Regions from separate parts of the Homo sapiens genome. Here region 2 is linked to region 1. Evidence: chromatin loops called from intact Hi-C (ENCODE). Cell type or tissue: Calu3. All regions are shown on one strand.

The links. A loop is a pair of places that touch in the nucleus more often than their neighbours do. Peaks named below come from ENCODE experiments on the same cell type or tissue, not always from the same donor. Only the 100,000 strongest peaks of a DNase experiment are listed, where the experiment ranks them.
Region 2: it touches region 1 in a loop (12-fold over the local background); 1 of 110 quality-filtered maps calls a loop at or near these places.

The regions. Positions count from the first base shown.
Region 1 is chr4:154,312,069-154,317,068 of GRCh38, reverse strand. DCHS2 (dachsous cadherin-related 2) reads left to right here. Exons shown (of 20, transcript NM_001358235.2): 10 at 1,082-1,321. Among named protein-coding and RNA genes, the nearest start is that of DCHS2, 180 kb to the left of the region's middle. In Calu3, no CTCF peak of the experiment used is centred here; DNase peaks (open chromatin) are centred at 2,598 and 4,638.
Region 2 is chr4:154,253,454-154,258,453 of GRCh38, reverse strand. It overlaps DCHS2 (dachsous cadherin-related 2), which reads left to right. Exons shown (of 20, transcript NM_001358235.2): 16 at 2,784-2,935. All of the region lies in intron 12 of LOC101927947 (a long non-coding RNA gene), which reads right to left. Among named protein-coding and RNA genes, the nearest start is that of DCHS2, 240 kb to the left of the region's middle. In Calu3, no CTCF peak of the experiment used is centred here; no DNase peak of the experiment used is centred here.

The DNA.
Region 1 (5,000 bases):
AAATATAAAGTGATGAGTAATTATTGAAAAATTATTTTATAAAATAGAATTCCGTAAACTTCTTTCATTATTTCAAGAAAAATTCTTATAAAAGGGAGAAGCAAACAGCAATCCTAAAAGAAAAATGTGATAATTGGAATCATATAATGGCTATCTGTGTGCCAGTATGTATTACATCTGACTTATGTGGTTTATATGCTTAAATGGCAGTGGGATAGAGACACATTTTACTTGTGAAGTGTATTGTCTGAGTTATAACATCTTTGCTTTTTTTTCTTTTTTATTGAGATGGAGTCTTGCTCTGTTGCCCAGGCTAGAGTGCAGTGGCACGATCTCAGCTCACTACAGCTTCCGCCTCCCAGGTTCCAGTGATTCTCCTGCCTCAGCCTCCCGAGCAGCTGAGATTACAGGCACCCGCCACCATGCCTGGCTAGTTTTTTGTGTTTTTAGAGGAGATGGAGTTTCACCATGTTGGCCAGGCTGGTCTTGAACACCTAACCTCAAGTGATCCTCCTGCCTTGGCCTCCCAAAGTGCTGGGATTACAAGTGTAAGCCGCCACACCCAGCCTGAGCCACTACACCTGGCCTGCTCTTTATTGTTAAAAAAAATCCAGTTAACTGAGAATAAATATTAAGAGAGCATAATTCTTTAACAAAAATCAACCGTCTTAAAGAATATAGCCATACCCACATTTTTGTAACTTGGTCGCTTTTATACATGAGGTGTTATGTGACATGAAGATGATATATATTGTTAGTATCCTAGATATTTTTTAAAAGGGAGGTAGATGTTGGCTAGAGAATTTTAATGTAATCCTCTCAGTAGATAATTGCATAACATTGATTATTCTTGAATTGTTTTGTTTGATATAATTTAAATTGAGATGACTTTTCTGACTAAAAATGTTTGCTTTTAATTGTAGATAGTGTATACATTTAAAGATGATTTAATGCAGTTCATATTTTAGCAGTTAAGACTTCTGAATTTTTATTAGGTAGACAAGTTAGATATAAGTGGAGTAAGCATGACTTCTCTAAAGAATATTCATTACATGTTGCTTTTCTTCCATTTTCAAAACAGGCTTACTAACCACAACCTGTCCTTTGGATTATGAAATGAAAACTCAGCATATTCTGACTGTTCTGGCACTGGATGATGGCACACCAGCACTTTCTTCATCCCAGACTTTGACAGTTACTGTTCTTGATGTAAATGATGAAGCTCCAGTATTTAAGCAGCACCTGTATGAAGCCTCAGTGAAAGAAAACCAAAATCCAGGGGAGTTTGTTACCAGGGTTGAAGCTCTGGACAGAGATTCAGGTAATTTAGAAATACAGAAACTGGGTATTTAATGCTTAAAAGAAATTGAAGATTATAATTGACGTAATTTATAATAGTTATGGCTCAGAAAAAATGAACAGTTGCTAGTTATCTCAAATTTGTAATACTTCTTTCATTTGCATCCACACAGAAACACATACACCTGTAAAGATACAGATATATCACATAAGATTTGCTTGTATTAACTTTATTATTATTTATATTAGGGTGATACACACCTTATTAACATACACTTTATTGATTTGATCTTGATAATCGAAGTATGGACAAAGCATCACATTTCTTTCAGAGTATAATAGTTAGATACATTGAGAAGAAGAAGAAGATAAATGGTTCTTTATTTCCTCTGTATATATAGCATAGTGGAAGAGGCATGGTGCTGGTGTCAGACTGCCTAGATTTGAATCCAAAACTACCATTTACTTATGCCATGTGACCTTGAACAAGTTACTAATTCTTTCTATTTCCCTACTTATCTGTGATATGGAGATAATAACAGAGCCTAAATTATAGTTTGTTATGAGTATGAATGAATTATTACTTGTAAAGAGCTTAGACCAGTGTCTGACACAATAAATGGTCAATATGTTAACTTTGTTACTATTTTTACTATTTTCAAACACTATGTCCAGACAAATGACTTCGGAGTAAACAATTACTATGGCTAGGAATTTATAAATTTCTTAGACTTGCTTTTCAACATCACTGTGGCTGTTTTGGCAACTAAGGTTCAGCAACTTTAACCATATTCTGTTTTTATCTTAAACAAAATAATTACAAAAATTACAGTGCTGTGTTTCTTATTCACAGCACATGCTGAATTTTTCCATCTGAACTAATATGAATAGTTTATATTCCCATTCACATGTGAAACACTGAACTAATGTAAATATGAATATTATATGAATATAAACTATTCGTGTTAGTTCACCTTAATAATCCGGTCTTTTAAAATTTACGTTTGTATATAGCAAATGGCATTATATATCAATGTAATATTTTGTTATATTTTTGCAAGAATTGTAATAGATATTTTTATGGAAATAGTATTAATAATAGCATTTCCTTGTACATTGTTAATTTAAGGGGCAAAAGATACATTTACTTGAAATTTTAAAGTAAATTATAAAATATTTGAATACTTTGCCCTCTTGGAAAACACTGTCTTTTAATGAAATGCATTTTACATGAATTTGTATGTGATGTTACTAACACTCTTTTCAAGGGCTAACCCAATTTTCTGTCTTTGACCGGAGTGGGGCAGTGTGATCAAAGAGTTTTTCTAAGAGTTGAGTCCGAAGCATGCTAACGATTGTTTGCTCCAATCTGTCCTTAGAACTTAGTACGTTTTTGGCAGTATTCATTTTTAGGGTGTCAGAAACAATGAAGAATATACATAAGCTTTGTGTTTCACAATAATTTTAGCTCAGTAAAGTTCTCTTAGAGTGTTCTCTGTAGAAACAGAGCAATACAGGGTGCTGAGCAATGCAAAAACTACTTCCCAAAGTATATAGACATATACTGAACTTATTGCTGATGTTGTGTGATTTTGCAAACAGTAAGGTATGTAAAATGCTTCCTCCCTTTGGCCTTGCTTTATTTTATGAATTTTATTTTTTTGTAATGGATTCTACTAAAAAGGCTCCTCTTGCTTTAATGCTTGAAGAGGGAGAAAAGAATTTCTCTCAAAATTTGCATATATTAACCAAAGAAAATTACCATAAATATATTCTTCTGATTTTTACTGTCAAGTTGCCCAGTGTTAATGTTATTTTCATTTAGAATGAATTATCTGCAACCTGCTAATTATAATTGAATTGAAACTTTATTATTCTAGAGATTATGGTATGCCAACTGAGAATTTAGGTACAAAATTATTGTTTTTCTGAATTAATGGATGATTGAAATACACATTAACATCTTCATGAGTCTCATGTAACCTTACATATTTTGGAGACAATTTTGATTTACTGGAAATCTCAGTGTTTTTAATGAGGCCAGGTCTGTTAAGTAGGTGGTTATGTAAACACATGTGAATATTTGTGTGTATGCACGTACTTTCGAATATATTTTCCCTCAATCTTTTTTTTTCTTTTTTGATTATTGGGTTAAAACAATGAAACAGGATTATGCATGAGAATTAAATGACTTAGTCAAGATTTTAACATAACTGGCATTACACTGGAATTTATGAATGGTTTACTTTATAGTACGTATTTTTTTAAAAAAATACCACAGTGTTCCTTAATACTAGAGAGCTTAACATGTGTTTTCTAGCATTCTACGATGCAGTTTTTAAAAATGTAAGTATACAGTGTTATTTGGCATTCAAAGCCCACAGGGATTTGAGCACTGAATGTTTATGGTATATGACTCACATTAGCTCTAGCAGGAGTTTCTTCTTGTATCAAAAGGAAAAAACAACTACCAGATTTTAACTAAGGTATTAAAACTGCTGCAGCATTTGGTGCCATCAACAAGAGCGCCATTGTTAGTGAAAAAAGAGCTCCCCCTGCAGTGCCCTTCCCCCACTCCCAAGAGGAAAGGGTGCCCCACTGGGAATACCACTCACATTCGCTCAAAGGTGTCAAACGTAAAATAACTTAACAGTATATTGCCACACTGAAATATAGAATTCATTAGTGGATGTTATTCTCTATTCCATAAGAATGTATTCTGTTTCTGGGGTCATCTTCAATAAACTACATCTGGTTTTCTGGAATCCCTGGTGCTGCACTAGGTGTACAACTGCACCGCCTAAGTCTACACTTGGAGCCAGGGAGAAACACCTTATTTCATCAAATCTAAGACACCATTAATTGTAAGATGCATCTAATTTTGGAATACTTCCACTGGGCTGATAGCTTTATCTTCATAGGAAGTTATAAGGTGCCATTCTGTATACCCTTTAGAAGGTGACTTATTTGTGTGTATATCAAAGAATAAAGGATAAGGATGCTAAAATATCTGAATCTATGGCATTTTGTAATAACAATTTCTCATTCGAGTGGACAATACTATCTGGCTATTCAGTTTATTTTAAATGTTTCTTTATGGAGTGATATTTTCTCTGTATCATATACTCAGGCAAAATATCCATCAACTTTCCTCCGTACTTCATTTAAAGAGAACATATCCCTGATCCTTTATTTTTATTTATTTGTGTTTTATTTTTATACAGACGGAATCTCGCTCTGTTCCCCAGGCTGGAGGGCAGTGGCCCAATCATGGCTCACTGTAGCCTCAAATGCCTGGCTTCAAGCCATCCTCCAGCCTCCACCTCCCAAAGTATAGGGATTACAGTTGTGAGTCACAGCGCTGGGTCTCTCTGCACTTTATTAGTAGTTATTCATTGACGTGCCCCGTCATTCTTTCCCCAGTGGCATTTGTCCATCATTTTAGATTCAATCTAATTAATCCAGGGGCACATAAGGAGATCCATAGGATTCAAGCACAAGCCGATCTTACTGGCTTTGTGCCATTCCAGCAACCTCGATTATACTGAAGTCCCAGAGAAGGATTTAAAGGCGGGTTAGATTATAGAGCATTTCAAAAGTTGAATTTCCCAATCCAAAGCTATGGAACATTTGCTAGAGAAAGTCACAACAGCATGCTAATTGAAGCCATCGCCTACTTAGGCTGCAGTATTTCTGCTAAT
Region 2 (5,000 bases), 59 kb after region 1:
GTGAGCTGAGATCATGCCATTGCACTCCAGCCTGGGCAATAAGAGCAAAACTCAATCTCACAAAAAAAAAAAAAAAAAAAAAAAAAGCCTTTCTTTTACTGCAATTCCAGTTTCTGAAGCACATATCCATGCTGTTGGTGAAAACAAGACCAATAGAGTCTCAGCTGCCTTGGAGTTTTAGCTCTGTGCCCCTACACCCCGTCCAGGATATCTGGGATCCCCTAGGCTATGACTGCAGGTGTATTTTGTTTTATAGCAGCCTGATTGCTCTAGTCACCAGCCTGTTCCAGATGTGCTGTGTCTTTACCCTGGTTTCAGCCATGACTGAGATGTTTCAGAAGAAAGAACATTCACTTTTCCAGTCTTTATCATCCCTGCCCAGTGAGGCTGATCAGTGGGGATGGCAGATGCCTCCATTGCCACCTTGTCACAAGAGGATCCCCACACTGGGGCCCTGCATCGTTTCACTTCTCTGTCCCAAATGCTAACTGGGATGGAGCTAAATTGCTCAGTGTGAAATAAGTGAAGGCAAAGACCCATATAAAGCCCAGGTGCACTGAATGAGAGAGAGCCTGACCCACCAGCCCTTCAAATTATGGCAGACTTGTAGAAGGCTGAGTCAGGGACAGATAGAATGAACTTTGTTCTTTCCATTTTCCAATCATTGAGTTCCCAGGAAGCTAGCACTACCATTCTGCTGTGTCCTGTTCAGAAAATTAGAAATGAAGGAGGCTCTGGAGCTCATACCAATTGTGGTGGTTGCTTCCTGGTTTTTGACCCCACATTGCTCAATGCCCTCCTTTGGTTACAGCCCCACAAACTCCTTTGAGGGTCTGACCCTCTGTTGATGCAGTCCTGGGGGTGTTGTCATCAAGATATTGACCTGCCTCCCACTCCCATCCCGCCAAAGGTGTGGTGAACTGCCTTGCTTCTCTCAGTCACACAGACTTTCTCTCCCTGAAATTTGAATCTTCGGTGAAGGGACACCAAGACAGAGACAAATTACAGCCAATTCATCTTGATGACAACAACTCAAAGAAGCTGTGCTTTACATTCCCTAGAGCCACTCAGGCTCTTGTATTCACTGGGCACTGTCTTTCTGATACATCTCTCCCCGGTTGGGTTAGCACTAGTTAAGATGTGCCGGTACCCTAGAACCATAGCTGATAGACCACCCAGAGATACTCTCTGTAGCACTTTTTTTTTTGAGACGAAGTCTCGCTCTGTCGCCAGGCTGGAGTGTGGGGGCGTGATCTCGGCTCACTGCAACCTCCGCCTCCCAGGTACAAGCAATTCTCCTGCCTCAGCCTCCTGAGTAGCTGGGACTATGGGCGTATGCCACCACGCCCAGCTAATTTTTGTATTTTTAGTGGAGATGGGGTTTCACCATGTTGGCCAGGATGGTCTTGATCTCTTAACCTCGTAATCCACCCGCCTTGGCCTCCCAAAGTGCTTCTGTAGCACTTTTAAATGTATGGCTCCAAGGGATATAGTGGACTTTGATGCAGACTGGTTTCTTTTCTTGGTGATCCCAAAGGAAACTGCATATTGCAGCCTTTCGGTCCCAAGAGCTGTCCCCTGTCTGATGAGCTCCTGGATACTGCACCTGGGTCACTCAGGGTCCCCTGAGAACTCTGGCAGCAAAGTGAAGGATAAATTGAGATGGTAGGAAATTAGAATGAAAACCCACTAGGACATTCATCAGTATAGTAGCCCAGGAGAGAGATGACAGGGGACAGGAGCTAAGACTAAGGCTCAGGGGCATAGAAGATATAAACAAGTAAAAAGTAATTAATTAATTTGTCAACTTGTTCTTAATCAAGATACCAAATCCACTAACATAATTGGTTTAGTGATTAAAGTTTATTGCAAAATGATGGAGAATGATGTAAAACTTCTGTTTTATCCTCAACACAACTTTGATAACTCATCAAATACATGATTAGGATCTACACTTCTTAGCACTAAATCTAGGTTTTGTTTCACTTGTTTAATGATCCCTTTAAAATGAAACTTTAGGGCCAGCCACAGTGGCTCACACCTGTTATCCCAGCACTTTGGGAGGCTGATGCAGGTGGATCGCTTGAGCCCAGGAGTTCAAGACCAGCCTGGGCAAAATGGGAAAACCCCATCTCTACAAAAAAATACAAAAATTAGCTGGGCATGGTGGCGCATGCTACTTGGGAGGCTAAAGTGGGAGGATCACTTAAGCCCAGCAGGCTGAGGCTGCAGTGAACCATGAATCACATCACTGCACTCCACCCTGGGTGACAGTGCCAGACTCTATCTCAAAAATAAAATAAAATAAAACTTTAAATACAATATAAAAAAATTCACACCTAGCCAATTTTATAGGTAATTCTTTAAGCAGAAAAACAGAGCAAATGAAAAAAAAATTATCACTATGTGGAGATTTCCCATAACATTTTTTCCCTTTACTTGTGCTAGCATGAATTCATATACACTATTGGAACTCTCCTATTCAAGCAACTTAGATGTTTTTAAAAATATTTCTTCTCATTGCACAAAATTATACCTCAAAAACATGTACCATGTCTACTGAGAGCTATTTGAAAATTCTTTGGATGAAGAATTTCCCCCATCACTCAGTTTATCATAAAGTTAAATGTAAGCTTCAGTTGTCTGTTGGTATTTCATTTCATCGTTGTTTTTAAAATATGTTTGACAAGCTGTGATTCTTTCTTAATGCATGTCTCTGAAAAACAGACTGAACCCATATTGCAGAATAAATCTTATCTAATGAAACAGTCGGTTCCTCACAGGTTTTTGCTACCGACTTGGACAGTGGTTTGAACGGCCTGATTGAGTATTCTATTCTGTCTGGCAACCAAGAAGAAGCATTCCAGATTGATGCACTGAGTGGTGTGATAACAACAAAAGCGATTCTAGATTACGAGCTCACCAGCTCCTACAGGTTGGTCCAGGGTTCAGATCCATTGGCTCCATTTATTCTGCCTGCTTACTGACAACATTGCTGTTTTGTTCATAACTTCCTGTTACGTAAGCTTATTGTAAAATGTGTTATCCCTTTGATCCAACTTGTTGATATTCTCTTTGATCTACTCTTTTTGATATTGAAAATAGTCTCAGCCATTATTTGTATTTGGAAAAAAGTGATTAAAATAGCAAAACTTTAAGGTCCCTTCTAGTTCTAAGATTTTATGAATTTGTGATGCTATTAAGCACTAAATGGGGGACACTAAAAAGATAATGTTTGTGAGATGTCTAATGAACTAGAGAGCCCTCTGCAGGTGTTTGTTGTTATTGTTTTTTTAAAACGTGACGACTGAGGGATACCTTGCTTTTTGATTCTTTATTCTTGCATATGAAAGTACAACGCTGTCTTGAAGGTCCTGTTGCAGTTCTGTGTTCTAATAGAAATGATCTTATTAAACGCATACATTTAACATTAAAACTTTGTGCCTAGAGTCTAAGATATGCCAGCCTTATACAGAATTCAACAAAGGAAATAATAATAGTGTTTAAGTTTTCTTGGTGTTTAAAAAAATCAGTGCTACCAAAGACTAGACTTATACAGAGAGATAGTGATGGGATCACAATTTGTGGAAGCAAAAGCCTTTTTTTTTTCCTTTTCTGAGACAGAGTCTTATTCTGTCGCCCAGACTGGAGTGTAGTGGCACAATCTCAGTTCACTGCAGCTTCTGTCTCCTGGATTCAAGCAATTCTCCTGCCTCAGCCTTCCAAGTGGCTGGGTTTACAGCCACCTGCCACCATGCGTGGTTAATTTTTGTATTTTTAGTAGAGATGGGGTTCCACCATATTGGCCAGGCTGGTCTCAATCTCCTGACCTCTAGTGATCCACCTGCCTTGGCCTCCCAAAGTGCTGGGATTACAGGCTTGAGCCACTGCGCCCAGCCAGCAAAACACTGTTAAGAATTCTAAAATATCCATGAGTGGGGACTGCTTAAAGAATTAGCAAAACCCTGGAATAGAATACTATGAAATACCATGAAGCTGATTTTACAAAAGAAAGAGGCATAACTCTATGTGCCGATGAGGATGGAGCTCTAGGATATGTGACTAAGTGAAGGCAGTAACGAGACCCACTACCATGCTTATCCAGCATGCCTGTTTGAGTAAAAGCACACCCGCATATTGAGAATGCTTCTGGAAGAAAATATAAGAAACCGTTCACCTTATTTGTCTCTGGAGAAGCAGTCAGGCAGCCTGTGGTCCAAGAGAGGCTTAGCTCTTTTACTGAACATTTTAGTATGCTTTAGATAGATGTTGTGTTTTTCGGTTTTTCCAAAAGGCCTTGCTCATACTGTATTCTATTTAATCCTCGCAAGCACCTCCTGAGGATGTTAAGGTGGGCATTTTCTTATTTGCTGATAAGGCAACAGAAATACAGTGGCTTGCTCAGGGTCATAGGATAATTTGAGGTTCAAAAGTGAACTTGCACTTAAGTATTCTGCTTCTAAGTCACAGTCTTTCCACTGTAGAGCTGCAGAGCAGACATCCTGTTTAAGGAAAACACAGGTACAGTATACCAAAGACAGTGAGTGTCAGTATGCTTCTACACCAGACTACTTTTATGTTTTATGAAAAAATTATAATATGTGCATGTGGTTGAGCAATGAGAGCTGATTAAACTGGAATATCTTACTGGCTATATTGGATTAATTACCCTCTGGAAAACCTCCCAATGCTAAAAATTTAAATGTTTAGTTTTTTGTTTAATATACTTCAAAAGTATTTTAAAAGTTTAAGACTTTATCCTGTATTAACTATTATAAATTTTAAAATAATATTTTAGCATAATAGCTATTGGTACTTATTGTTTAGATATATTAAAACCTATTCCCTGCTACATTGTTTCTATAGTAATTGTTTAAGCATGAAACTTTTCTCCTCTTCCACGGATGACTGCAGATAAATCTCAATCTAATTGAGTGATTACAAATTCAGGAATTATTAAAGGTCTGCCATGTTCTAAGAACTAAGCATTTTCTGATTTT